Regions from separate parts of the Homo sapiens genome. Here region 2 is linked to region 1. The links are chromatin loops, found by intact Hi-C in ENCODE. Cell type or tissue: endothelial cell of umbilical vein. All regions are shown on one strand. Each heading gives the region's core, and the rest is flanking DNA. Links, peaks and the distances in the headings are about the cores only.

Region 1 (2,500 bases), core at 1-2,500:
CCTCAACCCCTGCAACCTTCCCTAGCCCCCTCAATAGATGAGCAGGTCAGGCTGTGGCCCTTACCTCACCCGCAGTTCTCGCCCAGTGCTGCAGCCGGCTCACCTCTCTCCGCTTCTTGCACATCACTGGCCTGTGTGTGCTGCTTGCTCCTGTTCTGTTCGCTTGCTCCCGTTCCGTTCGGCTTTTGCTTTGCGTTAGGGTGAAGACCCTAGCGTCCAGCTCCCCTCAACGCTATATTTTGACACTAAAAAAGAAGGTTTCTAAATTGTAGGAGCAGGATGGAAATACTTTGCTGCCCTTGCCATCTTTTAGGATGGGCCCCCAGGAGACTGAGGTCTTCCTGGGCCCTCATTGCTGCTTATCGTACCCCCCATCACCTGCACATGGGACAGACCGGGCTGGAGGGTGACCTTGGCTGTGTGCGTCCCAGCAAAAGAGCTCTGGCCCGCATCTCGCTGTGCCCTGAAGGGGGATGAAGGGCGATGCCTCGCCCGAGGCTTTGGGCTGCTGCACTGCATGCTGGGACTGCTCCTACTCTCTGTCCCACCCCTCACCCAGCTGTGGTCCGGCTTTGGGAGAGTGGTGAATTGCGCTGCCCGAACTCGGAGCGGAGCAGGGTAGGGACCGTGTACAGCTTGATAACCCTTAATAAAAAGGGAGTTTGACCAGACTTCTTGTTGTCTCGCGCGGCTAGAATCCTGGGAACAAGAGAAATGGGATGGGGACTCTGCCGGGGTCTAGAAGAAAGTATGTTTAGGCCGTCGCTCAGATACGCTGAGCAAGGCGGCTGGCGGAAGGGCAGCTTCCGACCCACAGTTCCGTGGAGGTCTGTGTCCTGCCCCGAGCCAGGATTCCGTGAGGTCTGTTTCCAGCCCCGAGCCACGATTCCGTGGAGGTTTCCAGCTCGGCCTGGTCGTCAGATTTCCCGCCCTGGGCACGTGACCAAGCCGGCTCTGCTTCTCTAATTTGCATTCGTTGCCTGCACCATTCCCCCCGCTCCCCCCTCGGAGACATTTGGCCAATGGGAGCCGTGGGTAGGGGCTGTGGGCGGGGCTACAGCCGTGGAGCGCGGTGCGAGTCCAACACCGAGCATTCCCGTGGGCCTGCAGTTGGCAGGAGGGTCCCGGGCCCAGAGCCAGCGGGGCCGTGCTGAGACGGCGTACGTGCCCTGCGTGAGTGCGTGGCGGCGGCGCGTGCGCTAGGGGAGTGGGCGGTGAGGCCTGGTCCACGTGCGTCCCTTCCCGGGACCCCCGCAGCTTGGCGCCCAGCGGCTACGTGAGCCAAGGCACCCGGATGTCCGCGCCCCTCTCCGAGTGACCAGTCCCGGCCTCCGGTCCCGCAGTGCCCGCAGCCTCGGCCGGCGTCCACGCATTGCCATGGTGACTGTGGGCAACTACTGCGAGGCCGAAGGGCCCGTGGGTCCGGCCTGGATGCAGGATGGCCTGAGTCCCTGCTTCTTCTTCACGCTCGTGCCCTCGACGCGGATGGCTCTGGGGACTCTGGCCTTGGTGCTGGCTCTTCCCTGCAGACGCCGGGAGCGGCCCGCTGGTGCTGATTCGCTGTCTTGGGGGGCCGGCCCTCGCATCTCTCCCTACGTGCTGCAGCTGCTTCTGGCCACACTTCAGGCGGCGCTGCCCCTGGCCGGCCTGGCTGGCCGGGTGGGCACTGCCCGGGGGGCCCCACTGCCAAGCTATCTACTTCTGGCCTCCGTGCTGGAGAGTCTGGCCGGCGCCTGTGGCCTGTGGCTGCTTGTCGTGGAGCGGAGCCAGGCACGGCAGCGTCTGGCAATGGGCATCTGGATCAAGTTCAGGCACAGCCCTGGTCTCCTGCTCCTCTGGACTGTGGCGTTTGCAGCTGAGAACTTGGCCCTGGTGTCTTGGAACAGCCCACAGTGGTGGTGGGCAAGGGCAGACTTGGGCCAGCAGGTGAGGGACTCTGTGGGAAGGGGGAAGCCTCTGCTGGCCGGGCTTGGGAGAAAGCACTGCATGTCCAGTCACACTGCTTCCAGGCTTTAGGATGCCTCTAAGCAAAGGGAGAAGGGAGGGGCTGAGTCCTGCCGGGAGCTGATAGCCAGCTGGTGGGGTGTGTCTTTGCTGAGTCACTGTGGTTTTGCTTTTTTTTTTTTTTTTAAGCCTGTAAGTGCTGAATGTGTTCATGACACCAGTCCCCGGCCCTATTATAAGTAGTAATACAATGAAATTTTATCCTCAATGATACTCTCTCCACTTATATTTCATTCTAGGTTCAGTTTAGCCTGTGGGTGCTGCGGTATGTGGTCTCTGGAGGGCTGTTTGTCCTGGGTCTCTGGGCCCCTGGACTTCGTCCCCAGTCCTATACATTGCAGGTTCATGAAGAGGACCAAGATGTGGAAAGGAGCCAGGTACACCTCAGTTTCTTTTTTTTTTTGGAGACGGAGTCTTGCTCTGTCACCAGGCTGGAGTGCAGTGGCGTGATCTCAGCTCACTGCAACCTCCACCTCCCGGGTTCAAGCGATTCTCC
Region 2 (10,767 bases), core at 4,318-6,817, 160 kb after region 1:
TCTCTTCAAAATAGAGCTGATTGAAGGATAGAAGAGATCTAAAGGTGAAAGAAGAAAGTGATTTTACCAGCAGGCCCAGGAGGGTCGAGCCCAGTGAGGCTCGATCACTGCATCTCTCTCCTGATAATGAGGTCACATGTCCCAGGCTGTATGCCACTGGAGCTTCCATAGTGGCATACTCTGCCCCCGTCCAATTTTAATACTGCTGACAGAGGCTGGCAATGATCAGAAAAAGAACCAGGCCTTGTTTGATAGGTCTAAGGAGCTACTAGCCCAGTTTAAAAGCCACCCAACACCTACTGAACAGCTAAGAACATAGGCAGCCAAGAAATGACCCGGATACTGAGGCCCCAGGTTGGATTTAAAGTGCTCCAGGTCACTGCTGTAGAAATTATGGTGCTCCCAGTCTCCATCCTTCCTCCACTGAAGGAGGTTGGACTGATGTTGACCCAAATTTGAGATTCAGATCTTGGAGCACCATTATGTCCTGAGAAAAGAGTATAGCTTTGGAGTGCAAAAGCTCTGGGTTCAAATTTTAGCTCTGGGACCCCAGGCAAGTTACTTGGCATCTAGATCTTGGAGTTATAAATTTGTAAAATGAGAATAATGTCATGCACAGAGGATTATTGTGGAGATTTTACTAATTGTGTAAAGCACCTGGCAGAGAGAAAAGACTTGATACACGCTGGTCTCCCTCTGCTTCTCCAGCACACACCCTAATCACTGTTCCTAAATTAGCCTGGCAGAGGAGGGTCTGGTCTTGGTGAAGCCCAGTCTCAACCAACGAGGTGGCTCTGCTGCAGAGGCACACCTGATGGCAAGCTATGGGAGTACTTATAGCATAAAAACTTATTTGACATGGATCAGATCTTTACCAGATTTGTATTTAATAGGTTAGAATTACAGTCTGAGAGAGGAGAAATGAGAGGAAGAATGGAAAAGCTAATAAATGGTTATAAATTAGAACCTCTGAGAGAACTTAAAGAAATTGTCTTTTACTTGGAGAAAAGAAGATTGAAAGCAATTTAACAACTCTTCAAGACAATGCATGAAGGATAATCAGCAGGATAATGGCCCTAATCCCTAAGGCCAGAAAAAGAGGAACGAGTTGAATTTGCATTAGAGAGGGAGGGAGATAGATTAAATTTAAGGCGAAATTTCTCTAGAAGAATATTATTAAACAGTGGGATAGGTGACCGCAGAAGCCTATGGAATTTTCTTTCATGGAACTCCATAAAAACAGAGAGCCCCTGTTTGGTTTGTGAGAGGTACTGACCCTGTTCCAGAAATCTGAGGTAGAGGGGCAGGAGGGAAAGGGGATGGAGAATATCGCAGAGATAGTTCTTGAGCCCTGGAAAATACAAGTTAAAGCACTTGGAAGGCTTTCAGGGAAAAGAAGCAACATTCATCTTTGACTAGGAAACAGAATCTGAATGCTAATGCAAGAGAGAACATGCGGGGTGGGGAGAAGGTGCGGGCAAAGGGGAGGAAAGGAGGCGATCCATTTTGTTTCCACATTGCAGGCACCACTCCACTCCTAGTGGAGCAATCCTAAATTTCTTTCTGTGGGCCTCAGTTTCCTTTTCTGTAATATCAAGCGCTTAGATTAAGCACTCTCTTGAGTCTCATCCAATCCTGAATTTGTGTTTATAAAACCGATCCAGAGAGTGTGAGTAAATCTGTGAACAGCTACTTCAGCCCCGAACCCAGTGGTGTTGAGTGGACTGGTCCTGCACAGAGGGACAATGCACCTGCATGGGCAAAAACTGGGGCTGGGCCAGAGTCATGGGCTTCAATCCCTGCTTTTCAGCCACTAGCAAGTTGTTCATCTTCTCTGAACTTCAATATCTTCATTCGTAAAATGTGGACAGTAATAGCTCCTTTGGCCGTTTCGAGTTTAAATTAGATAATGCAAGTAGAAGACATAGTACAATAATATCTAATAACTACCATGTTCAGGAATATAAGTACCAATAAAATGGTACCTATTGTATTAATAGCATTTGAGTGAGAATTTTTAAGTCTTTTTATTTCTCATCTTTTCATTTCTACCTTTATTGGATTTGTAGAATCTATTACAGTCAAATCATATAGTTTGGTGTTGTGGTGGTGATGTTTTTTGTTTGCTTTTTAACACACTTGCCTTTACTTGTTTTGGCAGAAGGGATCCTAATTCATTCAGCTTTCTCGAATGTCATATAAAAACACATAACACATGTTCACGTTCCTAGTTGTTTCTACATATTCTCTGCTCTTTTAGATGTGTAATATAGAACCAAGTAATTATTTAGCAGTTCCGGTGGCTTTGCATCATTTTGGCATTCATACCAAGCCCCCGTTACTGAGATCTTTGCTGCCCCTCTTTAACATGGTCAGTCGGGGTTCCTCGGTATTCTGTTGACGTCACCATTTTAGCTACCCTTCTCTGCATATTGACCTATCCCTTTGCAACTTCATATTGTCACTTTCAACAGTGTTTCCAACTTAAAACCCCCTATTTGACTCTTCAAAAGGCTAGACTCCCCATCCCCAGTTTGACACCGACAGGCAGGCTGTGGGATGTGCACCAGGTTGATACAGAACCCAGCTCCACCAAGCTGAAAGGGCGCGTCGCCCGGGCCAGGGTGGGGCACCAGGTTATGAGTGGCCTCCTGCCTTTTGGGTTTGCTTCCCCGCAGGGGACACCGTAGGCGGCTGTGCGGTCCGGCCACTGCCCCCCGCCCCTCGCGTCCGGCCGCGCCGTGGGTTGCGGTCTCCGTGGGGGTGGCAGCTCCTGTCCGGGAGGTTTGCGCCTGGCGGGGCACCCCAGAGCCGCGAAGAGCCGGTAGGCGAGGCCAGGGCGGGGTGGGGCGCGTCCAGGCGGGGAGGGCAAACTCGGGCAGCGCAGGGGGCGCAGAGGGCAGCGGGCGGGCGGACGCGCGGCGGAGGCGCGAGCGGGACGAGGGCTGGCTAGTGCCGGGGCCGCCCGCCCGAGGGGGAGGAGGCTGTGCTGCCCTTGCTGCAGGTTCGCTGTCGAGCGCACAGGAGGCAGGGACATGGGTAGGGTGCGGTCTGCGCGGGGCCCGAGCCCGGATCTCTTCCATTTCCCCTCTCACTCGGCCCCGGGCTGCGCCGCAGACGGCAGCAGCTCCCGCTCCGCCCGAGCCGCCTGACCGCCGGGCCGGGGTGCTAACCGCGGGGCCCTGCAGCCCGCCGGCCCGGCCAGCCCAGCCCAGCCCGGCGGCCCGCAGCCCCGCCGCCCGCCGCCCCCCGCCGCCGCCGCGTTGCCAAAACAAACGGGCCGGCCTATTTATTGGCGGCCGGCGAGCCCGGCAGCTCAGAGTCGAGGCGCCGAGGGGGACAGCGCGCCGCCACCAGCTCGGGCCCTGGGCCCCCGCCCCGCACTTGAGTCCCGCCGGCCCTGGCCGCACCACGCCGCCCATGGCGCCCCCGCCTGGAGCCCCCCGGAGCCACCCGGACGCCTGAGCCCCCGCAGCGCTCCCGTCGACGCGCCTGCCCATCAGCCCACCAGGAGACCTCGCCCGCCGCTCCCCCGGGCTCCCCGGCCATGTCTCCCGCCCGGCTCCGGCCCCGACTGCACTTCTGCCTGGTCCTGTTGCTGCTGCTGGTGGTGCCGGCGGCATGGGGCTGCGGGCCGGGTCGGGTGGTGGGCAGCCGCCGGCGACCGCCACGCAAACTCGTGCCGCTCGCCTACAAGCAGTTCAGCCCCAATGTGCCCGAGAAGACCCTGGGCGCCAGCGGACGCTATGAAGGCAAGATCGCTCGCAGCTCCGAGCGCTTCAAGGAGCTCACCCCCAATTACAATCCAGACATCATCTTCAAGGACGAGGAGAACACAGGCGCCGACCGCCTCATGACCCAGGTGAGCGCGATCCGCCCTACCAGCGCGCCGCCACCGAAGCACGGCCACCTGCCCGGCCCTACCCACCCCCTGGCACATTTTCTCGACTGGCTGGCACGCTCCCTGGCACCTGCCCCTCTCGCCAAGCCCCGCTGCCTCCTGCCCAAGATGGGCTGGCCAGGGGTCCAGGCAGGAGTGTCGGCATCCCCAAGCCCGGAGGAGACTGCTAGAAGAGCTCCCCGCTGCCAAGCCCCACAGCCCAGCAGGTTGGCGGCGGCTCCTCTGCCCCAAAGTACTGGCAGCTCAGCCAGACGCTGCACCCGGAGGTACCTCTACCCGGCTGCCTCCTGCGCCTCCAGGACCCACGCAGTCCCTCCCGGCCTAACCTTCTGCACAGCTGTGCCCCTTTCATTTTGAAACTTTTCGGCACCCCTGAGGCAAAGAATCTCTGGGTGCGTAGGGTCACCACGGCCTTTCCTCCCTGTGCGCTCTTGGTTCTACGGGCTGCCCCTTCCAGGAGCAGCGTCCCGGCTGGGTCTGGGGTTAAGAACAGCGAGGAAGAGTTGAATCGGGAGGCGGAGGTGGGAAAAGGAACCTGCCCAGCGAGCCCACGTGTCTGTCCGGAGAGCTGAGGGGTGCTACTGCGGTGGAAGGGTGGGTTATTGGGGCCTTCGGGCTCTGGGACTGAGCTTAGGGGATTCCTGGGCTTGGTGGTGGGGACGGGAAGGAGTGGAAAAGAGGGGCTGAGATGCCGAGGGAGGCAGGGACCAGGGCTGACGCTAGTCTCTGCATGCTGGAGTAGGACCCGCGCTCCACCCAAGCTTAGAGGCGCAAATTCCTTCCCAGCAGCCAGGTCCGCGAGGGGAGAGACCTTCACCCCCTTCCTTCGGGGTCTCCCGAGGCTTCCCCCTGAAAGCAGGCCCCTGGCTTTCTAGATCCGTTGGGAAGAGCAGCTAGACTCAGGGCCCTCAGCATGCACCCTGGCGCCGGGGCTGGCCGGCCAGTGTCGGGGCCGAAGGTTGGCTGGTGGCCGGGCCGGGCCGGGCGCCGAGGAATGCAGATAAGGATCCGGGCCACGGGCTGGGCAATCATTGACAGCGCACGCCCGGGCTCTGGACCCGAGAGGGGGCGGTGGCAGTGAGGGAGAGAGGCGGGGAACCAGGGCTGCAGGCGGGCATAGGTGCGGGGCTAGAAGCCTGACGGCAGGGTCTACGAAGGAGCAAGCGGAGCTCCCTCCCTGGGCAGTAAGCACCCCCAGCCAGGCTGTGCACCAGCGAGGACCTGCGAGGCCCTGGGTTGTAGCTGCTATTGGCTCCTAGGAAGGCTGAGTCCAAGGGTCTGTGAGGCCCGGGCTCTGCAGGGTGGGGGTAGGTTGAGACTTGGGCTGCCCACACTTGTTGGCGCCTCGAATCTCAGAGTCTCAGAGTCGAGGACTGGTGGAAGGGCCTTTCCCCTCAGACCAAGGCCCTGGCCCCAGCTTCTTCTCAGAGTCAGCTGCACAGTCTCTTGGGCTCTCAGGACCCAGGCACACCAGGAGGCAGCAACCAAGGATGACCGCTTCGGTCCTTCCCCCAGGGCGCGGCTCTACCCCAACTCCACGTGAGGAGGATGGTGGAGCTGGCTCCCTGAGATCAGAAGCTTGGTTTATGGAGTTCCTTCCTACGGTATAGGGGCGGGGCACCGGTGCAGAGGTCCTGGAGGTCTGGGATTGTCAGCCCCTTTTGCGCCTTGCAGAGGAAGACGTTGCATGTGGCCCCCCATTGGGCGGCCCTGGCGCTAATCCGCCGGTTTCTGGTTCCCTGGCCCTGTCATCTCTGGCGGGGTTGTGGGCCGGTTTAAGATTATAAGAGGGTCCCGGCGGGAATCCTCGGTGGTGCTCGAGGGATCCAGGCAGGCCGGCGATTCCCCTCCAACACACCCCCTGAAGCTACCGAGACGCTCTGCACCTGCCGCGCCTCCAGAGCCTGTCGTCCCCAGGCCTCAGCCCTGAGGCTGCGGTGACACCTACTGGGCACCTCGGGCCTTGCACGCCTCGCAGGCCGGCCGCAGGCAGTCGGCTCTGCTGCCACTCCTCCCTCCCGGCCGCTGGCTGGCCCTCCTGCCTTGGAGGCACAGAGGGACCGGGCGCTGAAAGGTGTAGTCCTGTCTGTGGAGGGATGGATACCCGGAGCTGAAGACAGCACAGGAGAGAGGGGACCTCCACCTACCAGTGAAGGCGCCGCCAGGGCGCTTGCCTCCATGCCTCCTCCAGATTTGTGATACCGCCGTGCGGTCCAGATCCCCGGGGGCGGCTGTATGCTAGGGAGGGAGCACTTCAGGGCCCTCTGTTCCTAAGGGAGAGGGACAGCACCCTCCCGGGCTTCCAGCTCCCTTGGGTGTGGCGGGAGAGTTCTGGGCGAGGCTGCGCCTACACCTGCACCTCGGCCGGCTCCTCCGGCTGATTTCGCTCTGGTTGATTTCGCGCACATTCCTCTCCCAGCGCTGCAAGGACCGCCTGAACTCGCTGGCTATCTCGGTGATGAACCAGTGGCCCGGTGTGAAGCTGCGGGTGACCGAGGGCTGGGACGAGGACGGCCACCACTCAGAGGAGTCCCTGCATTATGAGGGCCGCGCGGTGGACATCACCACATCAGACCGCGACCGCAATAAGTATGGACTGCTGGCGCGCTTGGCAGTGGAGGCCGGCTTTGACTGGGTGTATTACGAGTCAAAGGCCCACGTGCATTGCTCCGTCAAGTCCGGTGAGCCGCCGCCGGGGGGCTGGGCCCGGGGCCGGGGCCGCAGGGCATGGGCAGGAGGAGTAGTGCCGAGAAGGTGAAGAGCCCGCCCGGGGATGGAGGCAGGGATCCGGGGGAAGAGGACATCAGCGGCGCTCTCCAAGGCTGCTCCTGACCGTGACTGCCTGCTCATCCCATGCCTGGCAGTGTCATGGTAGGAGCCTAGGGCGATAGGGCCCTGTCCCAGGGCTGCTGGGTGCTGACCTGGTGGCCCACAGTCCAGAGCCTGCCACAGGAGGTGCAAGACAGAGCAAGCTGGACAGATGGAGGAAGCCAGGCTGCCAGACAAGGCCTCCCCACCCCACCTGGCACAGAACAAGGCGGGTGGTGGGGCCAGGAGCCGGGGTATGCCCAGACACCTGCATGCCTGACCAGGAGCCCAGAGGCTCAGAACCCACCACCCAGCTGCAGGTCAGCCCTCCCTGGGGCGCAGGCGTCCCCAACCTCTCCCCCTGTGCCCTGAAGCTGGACATTTTGGGGCAAAGCCAGCCAGGAGAGCCAGACTAAACAAAGTGGACTCAATAAAGTGGATTTTCCCAGATTGGCCGCATTGTTGATCAGAATTGGCAGGCACTGGGGCCTCACCCCTCCCTCAAGTCTTGTCAGCACCCTGTCACCTACACTGAACCCAGCCATGGAGGCTCCAAATGGTTCCTGTGTGGCTCCCAGCCAAGCCCCACCTGGCTGCCGGCTCAGCCTTTCACACTGGCAGCGTGTAATAGTTGCACTCTCATAGACCCGCACACTGAGCCCAGGCCCACATTTTGATATTCCTGACCCTACCCTGACCCACAACCACACCCTGAACCTTCCACTCAATACTTCCCCTGCCAACTGTGTCTACTGCAAGGCCCATCCACCCTTCACTGCAAACATTGACCCACGACAACCACTTCCATTCATTACTCCTGACCCCCAAACACTGTTCTCCAGCTCACCTGCTGATGCCGCAGTGTTCTGTCCCTGCACAGGGACTCAGCATGTGAACTGAAGATGGTGACTGTGTCCTCGCCCCTGGCCTGCCCCTGACCCAAACATTCACTCCGAGGCTGCCCAGGAGTCTGCCTTTGCCCCACTGGGTGGGCTCCTCTCACATCCCTACATTCAAAGGTCCAGCTCTGTTACAGAACCTGGGGAGTCAGCCTGAGAGGGCAATTTTTGGGAAGTGTCTGAGCAAGGGGTGAGAAATAACAGAACATCTAGGCCTCGGAGGAGCTAAGCAACCTCCCCCTTCCATGAGGTAGCCCTTTCCTTCTCATCCACTGGGTCTTGGAGCCCCACTATGCTCCTTGGCAAGGTATTAGGCTGGGGAGGGGGGTCACAGAAGATCACATTGGAGTAAGGGGATGGGGGCAGTGAAGTATGGGTTCAAGCCTGCATAGGAAGTGGGGGGCAGGAGCTGGGATATGGTGACGGGGGCTCTCTGGGAGCAAGAGGAGCTCTGGCTGGCTGGGGTGGCCAAGGGAGGGTCGTTGTGACCAGGAGGCTGAGCTGCACAGCAGTAACACCTTCATGTCCCTTTCTCCCACAGAGCACTCGGCCGCAGCCAAGACGGGCGGCTGCTTCCCTGCCGGAGCCCAGGTACGCCTGGAGAGTGGGGCGCGTGTGGCCTTGTCAGCCGTGAGGCCGGGAGACCGTGTGCTGGCCATGGGGGAGGATGGGAGCCCCACCTTCAGCGATGTGCTCATTTTCCTGGACCGCGAGCCTCACAGGCTGAGAGCCTTCCAGGTCATCGAGACTCAGGACCCCCCACGCCGCCTGGCACTCACACCCGCTCACCTGCTCTTTACGGCTGACAATCACACGGAGCCGGCAGCCCGCTTCCGGGCCACATTTGCCAGCCACGTGCAGCCTGGCCAGTACGTGCTGGTGGCTGGGGTGCCAGGCCTGCAGCCTGCCCGCGTGGCAGCTGTCTCTACACACGTGGCCCTCGGGGCCTACGCCCCGCTCACAAAGCATGGGACACTGGTGGTGGAGGATGTGGTGGCATCCTGCTTCGCGGCCGTGGCTGACCACCACCTGGCTCAGTTGGCCTTCTGGCCCCTGAGACTCTTTCACAGCTTGGCATGGGGCAGCTGGACTCCGGGGGAGGGTGTGCATTGGTACCCCCAGCTGCTCTACCGCCTGGGGCGTCTCCTGCTAGAAGAGGGCAGCTTCCACCCACTGGGCATGTCCGGGGCAGGGAGCTGAAAGGACTCCACCGCTGCCCTCCTGGAACTGCTGTACTGGGTCCAGAAGCCTCTCAGCCAGGAGGGAGCTGGCCCTGGAAGGGACCTGAGCTGGGGGACACTGGCTCCTGCCATCTCCTCTGCCATGAAGATACACCATTGAGACTTGACTGGGCAACACCAGCGTCCCCCACCCCCGTCGTGGTGTAGTCATAGAGCTGCAAGCTGAGCTGGCGAGGGGATGGTTGTTGACCCCTCTCTCCTAGAGACCTTGAGGCTGGCACGGCGACTCCCAACTCAGCCTGCTCTCACTACGAGTTTTCATACTCTGCCTCCCCCATTGGGGAGGGCCCATTCCATCCATCTTAGGCCCCTTTGGGTGGGCTTGCGCCTCAGTTGATGCTGCTAAATTCCCTGGGAGCCAGCATGGATCTGGCTGGACCCGATGCTGTCCAGAACTGGGAAGGCCACAGGGGTGGGGCAGCCATCCCGGCCATTCTGAGGTATGACATTCCTCCCCGGCCACACTCCTCAAGACACATCCAGAGACTGTTGCTGTCTGTGGGCAGAGTTCTGTGTTCTGGCCAATGTGACCGTAGTGCCGGGGACTGGGGGAGGTGGGTTGGATGTGCTTGCCACCCCCCCGGCTAAGCTCCCCCTTCTGCTGAACCATGATCCCCACCCCCTCCGCCGGTCAGTCTCCCATACCTTATTTATTGGAGTGGAGGGGGAAGCCCATGGGAGAATTTTGGGGATGTTTTGGTCTTTTCTTCCTTTTGTAATAAAAATTATTTAAGTTGTTAGAGCCACAGAGTCCAGGATGCTCACAGATAGTTTGGAGCCCTGGAAGGTTGTGTCCAGGGTTTTCTCCCCTCCTCGGAGAGGCCTGGCTCACCTTCCTCCAAGGACAAAAACTCCAGGCCTCCCACCCTCACTGCAGGTCCATTCCCACCCAGTAGCTCTGCAAAGCCCCTACAGAGAGCTGTGCTCTGCACAGGGCAGGACCTTCCCACACTGACCTCACCATTTACCCCAAACAAGGATGGACCCGAGAGAGAACAGAGTTGACTAGTCCATGGTCACCTTACTCATCTATAACCATGCCCTTGTGCTCTCAGGGCCTGGGCTTCTGACTCTTCCCTGTTGGTAATGGACCACAGTGTGAAAAGATTCTGTAAAATTCACGTTGTCTTGTGGGCTATTCTGACTTCTCGGACAGGTCAGAGATCCCTAATCTAGCAGTTCTCAAATGTCAGGATCACCTGGGAAGCTTGTTTAAAGATGATTCCTGGCCCCACTTCCAGGATTCCACTTTTTTTTTTTTTTTTTTTTTTGAGACAGAGTCTTACTCTATTGGCCAGGCTGGAGTGCAGTAGCGCAATCTTGGCTCACTGCAATCTCTGCCTCCTGGGTTCACACCATTCTCCTGCCTCAGCCTCCTGAGTAGGTGGGACTACAGGCACACGCCACCATGCCTGGCTAATTTTTATTTGTATTTTTACTGGAGACGGGGTTTCACCGTGTTAGCCAGGATGGTCTCGATCTCATGTCCTTGTGATCCACCCACCTCAGCCTCCCAAAGTGCTGGGATTACAGGCAGGAGCCACCACGCCCGGCCCAGGATTCCACTTTAATAGATCCAGTGCAAAGCCCAGGAGCTTAGTTTTGCAAACACCCCAAACATGGCAGATGGTCCATGGGCCACACTCAAGAACTGCTGCTTAGTCCAGAGGAGGCCTGGTTTACTGCCAAGACAGCATGACCCCCTTCTTTACTTTCCCTCCATCTCTCCATCCCAAGGCAAGTTTTTCTATACTCGCTATAGATAAGCTGAGATTCTAGGTCCAGTGGTACAAAATTTTCAGGAGTTTTGTGAGTCAGTTGAAATAGGCACAGTGGCCATAGAACTCTGGAAACTGGCAGAGACTACCAATTAGGGTTTCCCCCCACCTTGGGGAGCCAGTTGTTGAAGTGTGCCACT

The links. A loop is a pair of places that touch in the nucleus more often than their neighbours do. Peaks named below come from ENCODE experiments on the same cell type or tissue, not always from the same donor. Only the 100,000 strongest peaks of a DNase experiment are listed, where the experiment ranks them.
Region 2: a loop joins it to region 1, with 3.0 times the contacts of the local background. A loop is called at or near these places in 9 of 110 quality-filtered maps.

What each region holds. Positions count from the first base shown.
Region 1 is chr2:219,217,551-219,220,050 of GRCh38, reverse strand. It overlaps ABCB6 (ATP binding cassette subfamily B member 6 (LAN blood group)), which reads left to right and starts at 1,093. Exons shown (of 19, transcript NM_005689.4): 1 at 1,093-1,926; 2 at 2,244-2,381. The coding sequence starts at 1,378. ATG9A (autophagy related 9A) reads left to right here. Exons shown (of 16, transcript NM_001077198.3): 16 at 1-671. RefSeq lists a silencer at 1,654-1,763 and an enhancer at 1,009-1,876. In endothelial cell of umbilical vein, for the core only: no CTCF peak of the experiment used is centred there; DNase peaks (open chromatin) are centred at 1,030, 1,510 and 2,040; H3K4me3 peaks cover 1,384 bases; H3K27ac peaks cover 2,036 bases.
Region 2 is chr2:219,053,248-219,064,014 of GRCh38, reverse strand. IHH (Indian hedgehog signaling molecule) reads left to right here and starts at 3,094. Exons shown (of 3, transcript NM_002181.4): 1 at 3,094-3,862; 2 at 6,321-6,582; 3 at 8,150-9,591. The coding sequence starts at 3,548. The coding sequence ends at 8,808. MIR3131 (microRNA 3131) reads left to right here and starts at 5,265; the gene lies at 5,265-5,327. LOC124906120 (a long non-coding RNA gene) reads right to left here and starts at 2,322. Exons shown (of 3, transcript XR_007088092.1): 1 at 1-2,322. In endothelial cell of umbilical vein, for the core only: a CTCF peak has its summit at 5,851 (motif pointing left); a DNase peak (open chromatin) is centred at 5,844; H3K27me3 peaks cover 1,779 bases.